Regions from separate parts of the Homo sapiens genome. Here all the other regions are linked to region 1. The links are chromatin contacts, found by Hi-C or POLR2A ChIA-PET in ENCODE. All regions are on one chromosome and are shown on one strand. Each heading gives the region's core, a stretch centred on a gene start or an enhancer-like site at or near the end of the contact. The rest is flanking DNA. Distances are from core to core; before and after follow the strand shown.

Region 1 (3,706 bases), core at 1-2,500:
TCGCACCCGCCCCTCATCCTCCCCCTGGGGAGCTCGCGCCTGCGCCTCACTGGTCCAGTGACGGACGATGCCTTGCACCGTGAACTCCGTAGGCTCCGCCGCCTCCTCTGGGATCTTGAGCAGCAGGAGCTGCCAGCCAATTATCGCCATGGGCCTCCCGTGGCCACGTCTCCTTGAGAACCAATACCAAACGAGCGCGCGAACCTTGAAATGTCACGGGCTTCTACGGACAGGAGCCCGCCTGAGCGCAAAGCTTTCTGGGAGTTGTAGTTCTTATCCCGCGTGGAATGTTGGGAGATTGAGTTTTCGGGAAGTAGCGGATGGGACGGTGGGAGCATGGGCTTAGGATGTGAATGCCAGGGAGCAATAAAGGTATCCGTGGTATCGGCAGCGCCTCGATTGTTAAGACTCAGGGGCGCTAATGATGATTTTCTGCAGAACAAGGTTGCAGGGCCCTTGTCTGGGCCCCTGCCGAGTCTGAGGAGGTATTTATAGCCACGGCCTTGGCTCGCCCTTTTGCATGTAATCCAACCCAAGAGCAGAGGAGCCTCCCACACCCCTCAGAACACGGCCCTAAGCTTGCTCTGCCGATTATAAGGCCCTCAGTCCTGCCAGTGGGAACCAGCGATTCTCCCTTCGACACCCCCCCAAATCCATACTCCAGCCCCCTCCTCCCTCAGACCCAGGAATCTAAGTCCCCAGCCCCCTCTGGACCTTTCTGCCTGCCGGGCACACCGCCGAATCCGAACACCTCTGTCCCTGTTCCCAACACCCCAGAGGCCCCTGCCTCTTTTTCTTTAAACCCAGGACTCCAGGTCCCCATCCCTCTCCTTTCTTGGATCCAGGAATCTGGGCCCCCCGTTTGAACTTTTCACTCCCCTGAACTTGACTCCAGTTGCTGCGTCAGGGAAAAAGTAGGCGACAGGTGGCACCTGCCGGTAGGGCCAGGACACGACCACCTGCCGCTGCTGCTCACCCGGCGCCCCTCTCCGGGCACCTGCTTCTGTCAGTCCGCCTGCCACCGTTCCCCCCGACCCCACAACCCCAGGACGTGCAGGAGGAGCGAGCCGGGGAACCCTGACGTCCCCGCTCTCACCCCCCAGCATCCCCCAAGGCCCGCACAGGCCCTCCCAGCGGGTGCTCCCACCCCTTCTCAGGGTCCCCGGCGGGGCTCCCGTCACACCCCAGGAAGGTGGGTTGGAGGCGGTCCCAGGCTGGTGGGGCGGAGCCTGTGGTGTCCAGCCTCGGCCTCTAGACTCAACCCGCCCCAGAGCACAGCTTCGCCGAGCCCACCTGGTGAGAAGCCCCTGGGGTGGACGGGGGGGGCGCACTCCTCAACGGTTCTATCCCCTCTCTGGTCCCAGTCCCTTCCCCAGAGAACCTGGTGGCTGACACCCTACTCACTCCTTCTCAGATGCAGGTCACAGGGGCCCTTCTATTCCTCAGAAACCTGTCAGGGCCCCGTTCCCCTCTCCACCCAGGATCTTGGATTCTCATCTCCTAAGAGTATTGAGTTCCAGCCCTTAACCTCCTTCTCCTTCAAGATTCCAGACTCCAGGCCCCTCTGCTTCCTCCCTTTCCTAGACACAGGGGTCCCAACCCGCAACCCTTCCTCCTCAGGACCCAGGAGTCCCAGATTCCAGGTCCCTCCCCTCCCAGGATCCCAGGGTTGAGACCCTCAGCCCTGTCTTTCAGACCAGGTGTCTGGGTCCCCAGCTTCCTCCTTCCTCGGAGCAAGGTGTCCGGGTGTGCAGCCCCCTCCTCTACAGCCCCTGGGATCCGGAAGTTATGGCCCAAGGCTGCTCCTATTCCCACCTCCTTCGGGCCCTTTCCCTGCTGAATTCACTCTCAGGGGCGGCCTCCTGACCTCCACTCTGAGCCAGCCCTCTATGGGGCCCCTGCCCTGCCCCCTCTCCGTCCAGGTCCCCATCCCGGCCTTGGCAATGACCCTGGCGGCTTCCTCCCAGCGTTCCCAAATCATTCGCTCCAAGTTCCGATCTGGTGAGAGAGGGCTCTCTTTATGCGTGGGGGATGGGATCCTGAGAATGCTGTACTCTGGGGTGGGAAGGGAGGGGTGGTAGGTCCCATGAGGCCTGTGTTTTTTGTGCAAAAGGTCATGTTGCATAAAGGAGGCCCAAGCACAGGGGTCCGGCTGTGGTGGATCAACGAGTGTGCAAATGGCTAGTAGCATGCTCACGGGGGGAGCAATGGGGATTGGAGGCCAGGGGTAGGCGTGCAGAGGGCTCAAGCACTGAAGAGAAACAAAGGCTTATACTGGCGCACACGCAGGGGCAGAAGAGCAGAGGAGGGACCTCAGAGGACCAGTGTGGGAGTTTGGGTGAGGGGACAATGAGCTGTCAAGCTGTGAAAGTGTCAAAGGTCTTGTTTTAGGTCCCAGGGCAGGCAAAAAGTCTGCAAGTATAGCCGGGTGTGGTGGCGCATGCCTGTAATCCCAGCTACTTGGGAGGTTGAGGCGGGAGAATCGCTTGAACCCGGGAGGAGGAGGTTGCGGTGAGCCGAGATCACGCCATTGCACTCCAGCCTGGGCAACAAGAGCGAAACTCCATCTCAAAAAAAAAAAAAAAAAAAAAAAAGAAGTGTGCAAGTGTTTCGAACTACAGATCAGTTCCTGAGAAGGCAAAGGGTACTTGAGTGTGCACGTGAGCGTGCCTATGTGGTTGGATGGGTACAAAGACACCAGCAATCAAAGAGCAAGGAGTATACAAAAAGGCGCATATGTCCAGAGAAAAGCAGAAATGTGCAGAGAGATCCTTGCTCCCAAATTGGGGGACAAACCCTGACTGTGCACATAAGAAAGTGAACATTCATCCAGGTGGGGCGCGGTGGCTCTTACCTGTAATCCCAGCACTTTGGGAGGCCAAGGCAGGTGGATCACCTGAGGTCAGGAGTTCAAGACCAGCCTGGCCAACATGGCGAAACCATGTCTCTACTAAAAATACAAAAAAATGACGCCGGGCAAGGTGGCTGATGCCTGTAGTCCTAGCACTTTGGGAGGCCAAGGCGGGCGGATTGCCTGAGCTCAGGAGTTCGAGACCAGCCTGGGCAACACGGTGAAACCCCATCTCTACTAAAATACAGAAAATTAGCCGGGTGTGGCGGCGTGCACCTCTAGTCCCAGCTACTGGGGAGGCTGAGGCAGGAGAATTGCTTGCACCCGGGAGGTGGAGGTTGCAGTGAGCTGAGATCGCACCACTGCACTCCAGCCTGGGTGACAGAGCGATACTCTGTCTCAAAAAATAATAATAATAATAATTAGCCGGGTGTGGTGGTGAGCACCTGTAATCCCAGCTACTTGGGAGGTTAAGGCAGGAGAATCGCTTGAACCTGGGAGGCAGAGGTTGCAGTGAGCTGAGATTGTGACATTGTCCTCAAGCCTGGGTGACAGAGCGAGACTTTGTCTCAAAAAAAAAAAAAAAAAAGATAGTTAACATTCATCCTGGGCAACACAGCAAGACCCTGTCTCTACAAAAAATTAAAAAACAAAACAAAAAAATTTAGGTAGTCCCAGGTACTCAGGAGACTTAGGTGGGAGGATGGATTGAGCCCAGGAGTTCAAGGCTGCAGTGAGCTATGATCACACCCCTGCACTCCAGCCTGGGTTACAGAGTGAGACCTTGTCTCTAAAAAAATAAAACAAATTAAAAAAAGGAAAAAAAAACAGTGTTAACATGGATGCTGAGGCAGA
Region 2 (4,238 bases), core at 862-3,361, 330 kb after region 1:
AACATTCAGTCCCCGTCTGCCACTGCCGGGAGACCCACAGCCCCCCCTCCTGGCCTCCCTGGGGACCCCTTCTCCTGCCAGGCTTGGGGAGGGGGCCGCCCCCCACCCCTAGCTACCAGCCTCTGCCTTCCTCCTGGGACAAGGGAGTGAGGGGCTGAAAATAAAAAGGGAGGAAGAAGTCAGGCTGGGGACAGGCAGGCAGGGACTCAGAACCCGGTATGGAGACACCAGCTTCAGAGCTAGACTCCAGGGCTGGGGGTTGCTGCCCTCTGCCCCCGCCCTGCCTTGAGGCTCTGGAAACAGGAGGCCTTTCCCTGACTTCAGTGTTCGCCACACTAAGACCCAAGCTGTGGCTTTTATTGCCCCAGAAGGCCAGGCCTGAAAACCAGGTCTCGACCCTGGTCCCAGGAGTCCCACCCCCCAGCCCCTCCTCCCTCAGACCCAGGAGTCCCCTTCTCTACTGGGACCCAGGAATTTGGGGACCGCCTCCAAGTCGGAGTCTCTTTTAAGGACTCAGTCATCCCGACTCTCCCCCGTACAAGCCACCCTCAGGGACCCAAGACTCGTGGATGTCACCCTTGGGCACCCCGTCCTTCCAGCCCTCTGAAGAAATCAACACGCCTGCACCCCTTCTTTTATTGAGGGACCCTGGCCTCCATCATCTGTGGGTACCCCATCATCCGGAAGGGAAGCCACGTCTGTCCCCTCATAGATGCAGGAGTCCAGACCACAGGCTGTTCCCCGGGGGTCCCACACCCAGATGCCCAGCATTCCCCTCCTGCTAGAGGGCTGGGCCCGGCACTTTTATAAAGCCACCCGTGGGGCTCTGGGGTAGAGCGTGGGGCAGGACACCGGGGCCTCTGAGGGTGGAAGAGGGTGTGTGTGTGTGGGCAGGGCAGAAACTCTGGAGCAGGGGGGAAGCCAGGGCCAGGGGCTCCTGAGGTAGTTTGGGTCAGAGTTTTGGCCTTGAGCCTCCTGGGTGAGGCTCCTGTTTCCTTCATCCTCAAGGTCTGGGAGAACAGGGTGAGGTGCACATTCCTGAAAAAGAAGAGAATCAGGGCCTAAATCTGTGGGTCGTAAAGGGAGAAACTGTAGATCTAGATTCTTAAGGTTAGGATGTTTGATCCATAAGATGGTGGGGGTGGGACCCTAAGTTCCAAGGAACAGCGTCCTAGGAGGGAAAAGGGCTGGGGCCCTGAACTCCTGGGTCTGAGGGAGGAGGGGCTGGGGCCCTGGACCCCTGGGTCTGAGGGAGGAGGGGCTGGGGCCCTGGACCCCTGGGTCTGAGGGAGGAGGGGCTGGGGCCCTGGACCCCTGGGTCTGAGGGAGGAGGGGCTGGGGATCTGGACTCCTGGGTCTGAGGGAGGAGGTGCTGGGGGTCTGGACTCCTGGGTCTGAGGGAGGAAGGGCTGGGGGCCTGGACTCCTGGATCTGGGGGAGGAGGGTCTGGGGGCCTGGAGTCCTGGGTCTGAGGGAGGAGGCTGGGGGCCTGGACTCCTGGGTCTGAGGGAGGAGGCTGGGGGCCTGGACTCCTGGGTCTGAGCGAGGAGGAGCTGGGCCTGGACTCCTGGATCTGAGGGAGGAGGGGCTGGGGGTCTGGACTTCTGGGTCTGAGGGAGGAGAGGCTGGGGGTCTGGACTCCTGGGTCTGAGGGAGGAGGGGCTGGGGACCCAGACTTCTGGGTTTGACGAACGGGCTGGGGCCTTGAGTCCTGGGTCTAGGGGAGGAAGTAGGTGGGGTATCTTTCTTGTCTTCTGGGGGATTGGAGTTAGAGTGCCTGAAAGCTGCAAAAGCTAGCAGCTGAGCCTCCGGGTCCCTGCAGGATTTTTCAAGCTCAGAGGGCAGTCTCTACATCCCTGCAAGGGCTGAGGCTGGTGTACTGGACTGCGTCTCTTCCAGAGACACAGACTGCCTGGGCGAACCGGTGCTGGATTTGGCACTTTCCGAACCCTGCGACCCTCCCAAGTTCCTATGGGGCAGCTTTGGGGGTGCGTTTAGCGCCGCCACGGCAAAGCAGGAGGTGGGCGATAGGGGGCGCCGGGGATCCAGGCCCCGCCCTCGGGGGCGGAGCCTCTCCTCCCGGACTCCTCCCCCTCTCGCTCTCCTCCCTCTTCCCGGCTCCAGCTCCGCCGCCAGCTCCAGCCTTTGCTCCCCCTCCCAAAGTCCCCTCCCCGGAGCGGAGCGCACCTAGGGTCCCTCTTCCGTCCCCCCAGCCCAGCTACCCGTTCAGACCAGCAGCCTCGGGGGGCACCCCCCCGCCAGCCTGCCTCCCTCCCGCTCAGCCCTGCCAGGGTTCCCCAGCCATGAATCTCTTCCGATTCCTGGGAGACCTCTCCCACCTCCTCGCCATCATCTTGCTACTGCTCAAAATCTGGAAGTCCCGCTCGTGCGCCGGTGAGAGGCCCACCAGGGCTGGCGAAGGAGAGAGATTGCGGGCGGGGGTTGGGGGACGTCGCAGGACTCAGGAAGGGTTTGGGGGCACTAGGGGCACAGGTTCCACCCCCACTGCTTGCTGGGGATCTCTCTTCTAGGTTCTGGGTCTCCAGGGGATCAGCTCCCTTCCCCAGACTGGCGGGGGTGCATACAGTTTCATGTGAATGGCTTTAGGCCCCCAATTCAGCCACCCCCAGCCCCAATCTGGGCAGCCCGAGGGTTCATGGACCGGGAACAGGGAACCATGGCAGGCGGGGAGGTGGCTGTGAGTTGGTGACGTGGACCGTGGCGGCCAGGAAGGGAACGGGAGGGAGGTGACCGGATCCGGGGCCTGAGGTCAGGGAAGGTCCTCCCTAGGCCTCACCTCAGGTCCAGACTGCGGGAGGACCCTGAGGGGCCAGGGGTAGCCATGAGGCCTAGTCTGGGACGGAGCCTCGGGCTGGAGTAGCTTCGGGGGCCTGGGCTGCCCCCTGGCTGTGGTCCGTGGGAAAGGGCCCTGCTCAGGCGGGGCGGGCTGGGGAGGCCTCCGGGGACAGCTGCACTCCAGAGCTGCCTCCAGGCTGGTCCCGGGCGCCCTGCCTTAGTTTATTGCCCATGCAGCCCACCCCCAGCTTCCTCTCTCCTTCTGTCTGTCTGTCTGTCTGTCTGTCTCTCTCTCTCTCTCTGTCTCTCTCTCTCTCTCTTTCTCTGTCTCTGGACCACAGGAATTTCAGGGAAGAGCCAGGTCCTGTTTGCTGTGGTGTTCACTGCCCGATATCTGGACCTCTTCACCAACTACATCTCACTCTACAACACGTGTATGAAGGTAGAGGCTCCACCCCACCTCTCTGGCCCCCACTGAGGCAGAGGAGCCGGGTGTGGGTCCCAGACTCCTAGGTCTGAGGGAGGAGGGGCTGGGGGCCTGGACTCCTGGGTCTGAGGGAGGAGGGGCCGGGGGCCTGGACTCTTGGGTCTGAGGGAAGAAGGGACTGAGGCCTGGACTCCTGGGTCTGAGGGAGGAGGGGTTGGGGGTCTGGACTCCTGGGTCTGAGGGAGGAGGGGCCGGGGGCCTGGACTTTTGGGTCTGAGGGAGGAAGGGACTGGGGCCTGGACTCCTGGGTCTGAGGGAGGAGGGGCTGGGCCTGGACTCTTGGGTCTGAGGGAGGAGGGGCTGGGCCTGGACTCCTGGATCTGAGGGAGGAGGGAATGGGGCCCTGGACTCCTGGGTCTGAGGGAGGAGGGGCTGGGGGCCTGGACTCCAGGGTCTGAGGGAGGAGGGGTTGGGGGCCTGGACTCCTGGGTCTGAGGGAGGAGGGGCTGGGGGCTTGGACTCCTGGATCTGAGGGAGGAGGGGTTGGGGGCCTGGACTCCTGGGTCTGAGGGAGGAGGGGCTGGGGGCTTGGACTCCTGGGTCTGAGGGAGGAGGGGTTGGGGGTCTGGACTCCTGCGTCTGAGGGAGGGGCCTGGACTCCGGGCTCTGAGCCTACTGGGGCACAGGCCTGTGAGTTGAGGCCCCTTCTCATCATCCCCCTCCTCAGGTGGTCTACATAGCCTGCTCCTTCACCACGGTCTGGTTGATTTATAGCAAGTTCAAAGCTACTTACGATGGGAACCATGACACGTTCAGAGTGGAGTTCCTGGTCGTTCCCACAGCCATTCTGGCGTTCCTGGTCAATCATGACTTCACCCCTCTGGAGGTAGGCGCCTTGCTGTGACTCCTTATTTGGGGGGATGGTTGTGGCAGAGTAGCTATGACAGGAGACCCTCTCACAGGCTTCCTTCTGCAGGGTGTGCCCAAACTGCCTTATTTTAGGATGCATAAGTTC
Region 3 (4,238 bases), core at 759-3,258, 310 kb after region 1:
CCACGATCTCGGAGCGCTCCTCGTTGATGGTGAGGGAGCCGATGGCCATGTCTGCGCGCTGGTAGAACACCTGGGGTGGGGGCGATGAGGAGTGGGCGGGGGAACCCGGCTCAAGCGGACAGACTGACACGGACGGCGAGCAGAGACGGGCCCCGGGAGCAGACCAGTGACAGGGTGAGGGAAGGGGCCAAGAGGGATTGCGAGGTGGGTGAGGAGGGGGACGAAGAGTGGGGCAGGGAAGGGCGGAGGTGAGAAATGGGGAACAAGATTGGGAATTGGTAGCCCGCGTCCTACCCGGCTGCTCCCAGCAAGACCTCAAGGCCTTGGTCCAGATCTTCCCAGCCCCACCCTCTTCCCCTAGATTCTCACCCTCCTGGCCCCTCCTCCTCTGTACCAAAGTCCCTCCTCCCAGCCCCGCCCCCTTCCCCTAGGAGTCCCACCCTCCTAGCCCCGCCTCCACTGCCCCAAAGTCCCTCCTCCCAGCCCTGCCCCCTTCCCCTAGGAGTCCCACCCTCCTAGCCCCGCCTCCTCTGCTCCAAAGTCCCTCCTCCAAACCCCGCCCCTGACACCTCCTGACCCCGCCCCCTGTTCCAAGGCATGTCCCTCCCGCGACCCCGCCCCAGGCCCCAATCAGGTGTTTCCTCAATTTGGCCGCGCCCCTGCCCCAGGGTGCCGACCTCTTTTTTTTTATTATTATTTTTTGAGACTGAGTCTCACTCTGTGCCCAGGCTGGAGTGCAGTGGCGCGATCTCCGCTTACTGCAACCTCCGCCTCCCGGGTTCAAGCAATTCTCCTGCCTCAGCCTCCCGAGTAGCTGGGATTACAGGCGCCCGCCACCACGCACGGCTAATTTTTTGCATTTTAGTAGAGACGGGGTTTCACCGTTTTGCCCAAACTGGTCTCGAACCCCTGAGCTCAGGCAATTCGCCCGCCTCGGCTTCCCAAAGTGCTGGGATTACAGGCGTGAGCCACCACGCCCGGCTGTGCCCGCCTCTCGACTCCGCCCCGAAGATTCCCCGCCTCCCGTCCGCCCCCTCACCTCCCCGATCATGCCGTTCCAGACGCCATCGATCTTCTTTCCGTGCTTGCCATTGGTGACCAGGTAGAGGTCGTAGCTGAAGCCGATGGTATGCGCCAGCCGCTTCAGAATGTCGATGCAGAAACCCTTGCAGCAGCGCTTTTCCGGGCGGGGGGCATCCGGTGGAGGGCTGCGGGCAGTGACCAGGCTTGGGGAGTTTGGGGACCCCCTCCTTAGACTCTCTCATGAAGAGAGGATATGGAGGAAGGGATAGGCGGCAGCTAAAACTATGGTTAGCGCTTTCAGGGGAAACTCAGGCTCAAAGAATTCTGAGGTTTGCCTAAGGTCACCAAGCTGGAGGGCTTTGTGGGTCCTGGGTCCCAAGGGAGGAGGGGGCTGGGGGCCCAGACTACTGGGCTTCACGGGAGGCGGGTTTTGGAGCCGGAACTCCTGGATCCCGAGCTGTCACCTGTGGGTTCGGTTGAGCTGGCTCCGGCAGGGGACGGAGTCTCGGATGCAGGTGCCGCTGATAGGGTCTGCAGGCTCCACGATGACAAACGGCCTTTCCTCCAGCGTGGCCACCGTGAGGTGCTGCGTGTCGTCCACTGGCTGCAGGAAGCGACCATAGCGGGACCACAGCGGGTACTTGAGGCGGAGCGTCTGCTGCTCCCAGCTGCCCACCTTGGCCAAAGGGAAAGAGAGTCAGGCTTCCTGGGAAGACTTCCCGGTGTATCCTGGCCTCCATGATCCTCTTCCCTCAGACCTAGGTGTGTGGGCAGCAGCTTCTTCCAAGACCCAGGAGCCCCTCCCACCTTCAGATCCCAGGACCCAGGAGTCCAGGCTCCTTGTCCCCTCCTCCCTCTTAGTCCACGACCTCAAGCCCCCCCTCTGCCAGGATGCAGGAGTCCACACCCTCTGCCATGCCTGAGGTCTGGGGCTACGACTCACCACCTCCCACGTCCTGTCTCTGGTGAGGGAGATGACCACCAGGGAGGGGTTCACTAGGAAGCCGTCCTCATTGAAGGAGTAATCCCGGTTATCCCACGTGATGTTCATGAAGTACCTGCCCAGGAGGAGGGAAAGGGGACATGCTGGGGCCTGGGCTGGACCTTGGCAGCGGAAGGCAGAGAAAGTCCCCTTTCTGCAGACCAGCCCCAGCCCCCAGCTGGAATCTCTCTTCTTTTACCTCCAAGGTCTCAAAAACACGAATATACCCCTTCCCTGCTCAGCACCCTCCCCTTGGCTGCCCAGTGCCCCCCAGGATAAGGTTCCAGACTCTCTTTCAGCTTGGTGTTGAGGCCCTAGAGTCCCCTTTTCTTTCCTTCTTTTTTAAAGTAGAGATGGGGTTTCACTATTTTTCCCAGGCTGGTCTTTTTTTTTTTTTTTTTTTTTGAGACAGAGTCTTGCTCTGTCTCCCAGGCTGGAGTGCAGTGGTATGATCTTGGCTCACTGCCACCTCCACTTCCTGGGTTCAAGTGATTCTCCTGCCTCAGCCTCCCAAGTAGCTGGGATTATAGACATGCACCACCATGCTTGGCTAATATTTTGTTTGTTTTTGTTTTTGTTTTGTTTTTTGAGACAGAGTCTTGCTCTGTCACCCAGGCTGGAGTGCAGTGGCATGATCTTCGCTCACTGCAACCTCCGCCTCCTGGTTCAAGCAATCCTCCTGCCTCAGCCTCCTGAGTAGCTGGGATTGCAGGTGTTCACCACCATGTCCAGCTAATTTTTGTATTTTTAGTAGAGATGGGGTTTCACCATGTTGGCCAGACTGGTCTAGAACTCCTGACCTCAGCCTCAGTGATCCACCTGCCTCAGCCTCCCAAAGTGTTGGGATTACAGGCATGAGCCACCATGCCCTCTTTCTTTTTTTTTTTTTTTAATGTGTGGTTTTTTTGTTTGTTTTTGTTTTTGTTTTTTGAGACAGAGTCTTGCTCTTGTTGCCCAGGCTGGAGTGCAATGGTATGGTCTCGGCTCACTGCAACCTCCGCCTCCCGGGTTCAAGCAATTCTCCTGCCTCAGCCTCCTGAGTAGCTGGGATTGCAGGTGTTCACCACCATGTCCAGCTAATTTTTGTATTTTTAGTAGAGATGGGGTTTCACCATGTTGGCCAGACTGGTCTAGAACTCCTGACCTCAGCCTCAGTGATCCACCTGCCTCAGCCTCCCAAAGTGTTGGGATTACAGGCATGAGCCACCATGCCCTCCTCTTTCTTTTTTTTTTTTTTTTAATGTGTGGTTTTTTGTTTGTTTTTGTTTTTGTTTCTTGAGACAGAGTTTTGCTCTTGTTGCCCAGGCTGGAGTGCAATGGTGTGGTCTCAGCTCACTGCAACCTCCGCCTCCCGGGTTCAAGCAATTCTCCTGCCTCAGCCTCCCGAGTAGCTGGGATTACAGGCGCCCACGACCATGCCCGGCTAATTTTTTGTATTTTTAGTAGAGACAGGGTTTCACCATGTTGACCAGGGTGGTCTCGAACTCATGACCTCAGGTGATCCGCCCGCCTCAGCCTCCCAAAGGGCTGGGATTACAAGCGTGAGCCACCGCGCCTGGCCTGGCCCGCCTCTTTCTTTCTCTCTCTTTCTTTCTTTCTTTCTTTCTTTCTTTCTTTCTTTCTTTCTTTCTTTCTTTCTTTCTTTTCTTTCTCTTTCTTTCTTTCTTTTCTTTCTCTTTCTTCTTTTCTTTTTTTTAAATTTTTATGTATGTATGTATGTATTTATTTATTTATTTTTGAGACAGAGTCTCGCTCTGTCGCCCAGGCTGGAGTGTAGTGGTGCGATCTTGGCTCACTGCAAGCTCCACCTCCCAGGTTCACGCCATTCTCCTGCCTCAGCCTCACAAGTAACTGGGACTACAGGCACCTGCCACCACACCCAGCTAATTTTTTGTATTTTTTTTAGTAGAGACGGGGTTTCACCGTGTTAGCCAGGATGGTCTTGATCTCCTGACCTTGTGATCCGCCTGCCTCGGCCTTCCAAAGTGCTGGGATTACAGGCATGAGCCACCACGCCCAGCCTCTTTTTTTTTTTAAGTAGAGATAGGGTCTCACTACTTTTCCCAGGCTGGTCTTGAACTCCTGAGTTCAAGTGATCCTCCCACCTCAACCTCCCAACATAGTGGGATTACAGGTGTGAATCACTGTGCCAGGCCCCTAGAGTCTGTTTTTGTTCTGGCTTTGCCTTCCTCTGAAGCCGCATCTCTGAGAGTTCCCACCCTCAAACTTCAAA
Region 4 (4,238 bases), core at 502-3,001, 270 kb after region 1:
ATAGCTAAATTGTATAAAACTATGTGACAAGTACTTTTCTAAAAACTGAAGGAGGCCGGGTGTGGTGGCTCACGCTTGTAATCCCATGACTTTGGGTGCCCGAGGCGTGCGGATCAATCACTCGAGGTCAGGAGTTTGAGACCAGCCTAGCCAACAAGGCGAAACCTTGTCTCTACTAAAAATACAAAAAATTGGCCAGATGCGGTGGCTCACGCCTGTAATCTCAGCACTTTGGGAAGCCGAGGCAGGCGGATCACGAGGTCAGGAGTTCACCACCAGCCTGATCAACATTGTGAAACCCCGTCCCTACTAAGAATACAAAAATTAGCCGGGCGTGGTGGCGCGCACCTGTAATCTCAGCTACTTGGCTGAGGCAGGAGAATCGCTTGAACCTGGGAGGCAGAGGTTGCAGTGAGCTGAGATCATGCCATTGCCCTCCAGTCTAAGCGACAGAGCAAGACTTCATCTCAAAAAAAAACCAAAAAACAAAAAATTAGAAGGGCCTGGTGGCAGGCGCCTATAGCCCCAGCTACTTGGGAGGCTGAGGCAGGAGAATCCCTTGAACCTGGGAAGGGGAGGTTGCAGTGAGCCAAGATCGCACCACTGCACTCCAGCCTGGACAACAGAGCGAGACTCCATCTCAAAAAAAAAAAAAAAAAAAATGGGCCAGGCACGGTGGCTCACGCTTGTAATCCCAGCACTTTGGGAGGCAGAGGTTGCAGTGAGCCGAGGCTGCGCCACTGCACTCCAGCCTGGGTGACAGAGCGAGACTACGTCTCAAAAAAAAAAAAAAAAAAAAGAACATGAGGAGGTGTTGGGAGTTATGGACACAGGGGATGGGTCAGATGTGTTTCAGAGTATGCAGAGCAGGCTCCTGGGACCATACTTACCCGAACTCGGTTGATGCCACCATAGTGGGGCACCATGGCCAGCTCCAGCTGAGGTTTCCGCTCTTCTTCATCCTCTTCATCTTCCTCCTCTTCTTCTTCATCACTGCCCTCTGAGGGTGGGGGCTTTGTCCCATGCAGATTGTGCATCCGAAGCATCATCAGTCTGGGAGAAATTGTGGGGTGAGTTAGGCACTAGATTCCAGGATTCTTAGGAAGGAGAGAGGCTGGAAACCCAGACTCCTGGATCTGCGAGAGGCAGAAACTGGAAGCCCTAACTCCTGGGTGCTGAGGAAGGGGCTGGAAACTGAGCCTCCTGGTCCTGGAAAAGCCTCGGGTCTTACCTGTTGCTCTGGGCGCTCTCAGCCTGGGTCCCAGCACACAAGTAAAGTGTAAGAGGAAGCTCTGTCCGGTTGTCTCCCAGGTGATCCCGGACTATGTCAAAGCTGAGACAGGGGGCGCCTGGGGATGGAAGGCGGGGTTTACGAGTTAAGACGGGACAGTAAGAGCTCAGTCCCCACCTCCCTCATGGATCAACCGCCTCCGGTATGAAATCACTTCTCTTAGACCCCAGCCTTCTCTTCCCGAGCACCTCTCAGGTTAAAGGCTCGGGATCAGCCACCTCAGGACCCTGGAGTCCGGACTCAGCCCTACCAGTCTGCGCTCGGTGGTAGAGCACATAGGCCTCCTCGTCCATGACCAGCTCCTCCCCTTCGCGTAGCGGCGGCCCCCGGCCGGGCAGGTAGACCTGGGCCGGGCCCTCGGAACTTGTGTCGCCGGACTCGGCTTCCATGGGTTCCCCGGTTTCACACGTGCGCCGCCGACCCTTGCGCGCCGCCATCTTCGAACCCTCTCGCTGCTGACACCCGGTAAGAGCGTCACTTCCGGGTTTCGCTTTCCGCCTAATGAGATCCGCCCTACTGCGCGGTTACCTTGGAAACTCCTGGGACCGCTAATCGGAGAGGGTGCGGAAACGCTGGAGGAGAACTCAGGTAATGGCGCCAGCGAAAGAAGCCTGCGGATACGGAGAAACTGCATCTTCGCGTGACTTTGGGCGCTGTTCCTCGCGGTAGTGGCAAGGCCTTCTGGGAGTTGTAGTTCTACGGGAGGCTTGTTTTCCCCATTGTCCAGTTTGATTCCGAGAGCGTTCTTTCCAGTTAATTAATTATTCATATATGCAAATTTGCTCTTTCACTGGCAAGGAGACTGAGTTTCTACTCCCCGAGGACCCATAAGGCCGGTTTCTTTTCCTCTCTCTGTTGTGATGGCTTTCATTTGTTTCAAAAATGCTTTCTTGTAGACAGGATGGATATTATCTGTAAGTTAGGCGGTTCAATCTACCCTCTAGGGGCAGTCAATTGCCTAACCAGACATTCACATTTCAGCTCTGGTCAGCGAGCACTTAATCAGAAAGTCCACCCTCTGGAGGCAGCTATTACAAGTGCTTCGTCTCTCTTTATCGCCCATCAGCACCAGCGGTTTGGCTAATTGACATAATGAAATGTTAGAAATAGATTCTCATTGGTGAGATTAACAGCATTCAAGATAATGCGGATTGGCTGGGATATGTCAGACACTCTCCTAGCTTGCATGAACAGGATATTGAGAATGTAGCAAGCCTTGGTACCTATAGCCATAGGAAATAAAACCATACCTTTGATCTTAATATGTTTTGTCTCCGGGATCTATCTCACCACTCTCTTGGGGTCTCTTATCTGCCCCAGTACCCTCTCGACTTTCTTTTCAGGGTCTCTTCCCACCTCCTCTTTCTTGGTCTTTGTCTCCCCAGGCACCTCCTTTCAGAGTCTCTGTTCTCTCTCTAATTCTGTCTCCTCTTCCCCTGTGGGACTTTTGTGTTTCTGTTTCCTCCAGAGAATTTGAGGGGGGCTAACAGATACGGAGCTTAGGCTTGGACTGAGGAGGCATAAAAACATGGTTTATTCCAAACACTGCAATGTGGAATAAGAGAGTGGGAAGGGAAGTTGGTGGAGAAGTGTGGACTCCCAGACCCTCCCCTCCGCAACCCAGCCCCAGACCCGGCTGGAGATCTGGGCAGAGGAGGCTTTTTGGAGGTCTGCTGGGTCATCACTGAAGGGTCGCAAATAAGGGTTGGATTTGGAGAGGATGTGCTTGGTGGCAAGTGGGGTGGTCCGGAGGTGCGGCAGGGTGGGAAGTTTTGGCTTCAGGGAGGTTGGGTTCATCGCGGTGCAAGGGAAGGCGGGGCTTCCGTTGGGGACGTGTCCTAGGTCAGAGTAGGGAAAAGCGACCGAGGGTGGAAGAGGAGGAGGGGGTGTCACGGTTTGATGTCAAGGGTCACAGTCTGGTCGGGGCACAGTCTGGGGTTCGGGTCACAGTTTGGGGTCAGGGGTCACAGTCTGGAGTCGGATGACCATTTTAGGAGTCGGATGTCACAGTCTGGGTCAGGGGTTTCTGTGTGGCGGGGCCAAGGTCTGGGGTCACAGTTTGGCGAACGCGTCTCACAGTTTTGAGTCCCAATGGATGAAAGGTTAAAAACGGGCTTCCCCGGAGGCGCGGCTGGGGCCGGGGAGCTGCACAGTGATGTGGGGGCCACGGCCCCGGGCGTGGAGGTGGGACGCGGGAGTGGCGTGAACCCCCCACCTCCCGCCCCATCTGGTGACGTTAAAAAGCCCTTGTCGGGTTTAAAAAAAAGTCCGGTGGGCTCCAAGGCCCCCGCCCCCTCGTTCTCAGGCTGGGTGATAGTTGAGGGACCAAATCCTCTCCGGCTTGCGGTTCCTCCAGAACCAGGGGGCGCAGGACGCTGCTCCAGGCGGGGTCCGGCCAGTTCCACTGCTTTCCTTCCCAACCCACGCGGGTCCTGTCCACTGCGGGCGCCCCCTCGGGCCGTGGCCTGCGCTGACCAAGGGGGCGGTGGGGCCCCCGGGGCCGCGTCATACCTCGGACTCGAGGCTAGAGAAGTGCGCCGAGCCCCTGCGGGTGCCCAGGTCCCCGCCCCGGTGTCTCCGGTGGGAAGCTGTGGGCAGCGGCGGCCCCCAGTGCGCGGCGTGCGGACACCTGCGAGCGTGGCGGGAGGGCCCGGTAAGCCTGCGCGCAGGGGCGGCGCGAGGGCACGAGCTGAGGTCCTCGAGCGAGCGCGAGGTGGGCGCGGGCGGCGGGAGGTCCCAGCCCCCAGCGGCGCGCCGGTGCCTGTGGTGGTGGGGCGCGGCGGCGGCGGGCGTGCGGTGCGAGGCCCGCGGGCGGTGCGGGTGCGACCGCGGGCACCCGCAGCGGGCCCGGCGTCGGGGCAGGGGCCCGGCGGCCCAGGGTGGAGGCGGTGGCGCCCACCAGCCGCCGTCCAGGCCATCGTGCGAGCAGCTGAGATGGCGCGGCGGC

The links. Hi-C counts contacts between places; a loop is a spot of excess contacts on that map. ChIA-PET counts read pairs that join two places held with the same protein, here RNA polymerase II (POLR2A). Pooled maps may share reads with other maps.
Region 2: a pooled map shows a loop between it and region 1 (2.9-fold over the local background). The contact joins the promoter of KDELR1 here to the promoter of MAMSTR in region 1. A Hi-C loop is called at or near these places in 4 of 50 pooled maps. POLR2A ChIA-PET finds 5 or more read pairs at or near these places in 5 of 52 experiments (A549, A673, CD8-positive, alpha-beta memory T cell and 2 more).
Region 3: a loop to region 1 is called in a pooled map, with 5 times the contacts of the local background. The contact joins the enhancer-like site here to the promoter of MAMSTR in region 1. A Hi-C loop is called at or near these places in 1 of 37 single-sample maps with no recorded cell type and 3 of 50 pooled maps. POLR2A ChIA-PET finds 5 or more read pairs at or near these places in 5 of 52 experiments (A549, CD8-positive, alpha-beta memory T cell, GM12878 and 2 more).
Region 4: a loop to region 1 is called in a pooled map, with 6 times the contacts of the local background. The contact joins the promoter of GRWD1 here to the promoter of MAMSTR in region 1. A Hi-C loop is called at or near these places in 1 of 168 maps with a recorded cell type or tissue (naive thymus-derived CD4-positive, alpha-beta T cell), 1 of 37 single-sample maps with no recorded cell type and 9 of 50 pooled maps.

Annotation. Positions count from the first base shown.
Region 1 is chr19:48,717,269-48,720,974 of GRCh38, reverse strand. It overlaps MAMSTR (MEF2 activating motif and SAP domain containing transcriptional regulator), which reads left to right and starts at 1,250. Exons shown (of 10, transcript NM_001130915.2): 1 at 1,250-1,296; 2 at 1,923-2,001. The coding sequence starts at 1,944. It overlaps RASIP1 (Ras interacting protein 1), which reads left to right. Exons shown (of 12, transcript NM_017805.3): 12 at 1-390. The coding sequence ends at 177. RefSeq lists a cis regulatory region at 1-467 and an enhancer at 1-609.
Region 2 is chr19:48,389,424-48,393,661 of GRCh38, reverse strand. KDELR1 (KDEL endoplasmic reticulum protein retention receptor 1) reads left to right here and starts at 2,111. Exons shown (of 5, transcript NM_006801.3): 1 at 2,111-2,394; 2 at 3,138-3,238; 3 at 3,951-4,109. The coding sequence starts at 2,304. RefSeq lists a silencer at 1,955-2,274 and an enhancer at 3,145-3,284.
Region 3 is chr19:48,411,834-48,416,071 of GRCh38, reverse strand. It overlaps GRIN2D (glutamate ionotropic receptor NMDA type subunit 2D), which reads right to left. Exons shown (of 14, transcript NM_000836.4): 5 at 1,967-2,081; 6 at 1,488-1,699; 7 at 1,040-1,208; 8 at 1-70. Among named protein-coding and RNA genes, the nearest start is that of GRIN2D, 20 kb to the right of the region's middle. RefSeq lists enhancers at 1,118-1,257, 963-1,684. Within about 2 kb of position 2,008, at least 4 of the 41 ENCODE cell types and tissues checked have a DNase peak (open chromatin) inside an H3K27ac peak, as active enhancers do.
Region 4 is chr19:48,443,496-48,447,733 of GRCh38, reverse strand. GRWD1 (glutamate rich WD repeat containing 1) reads right to left here and starts at 1,751. Exons shown (of 7, transcript NM_031485.4): 1 at 1,542-1,751; 2 at 1,232-1,349; 3 at 891-1,053. The coding sequence starts at 1,728. It overlaps GRIN2D (glutamate ionotropic receptor NMDA type subunit 2D), which reads right to left. Exons shown (of 14, transcript NM_000836.4): 14 at 2,803-4,238. The coding sequence ends at 3,797. RefSeq lists enhancers at 1,671-1,760, 1,921-2,000, 3,173-3,864.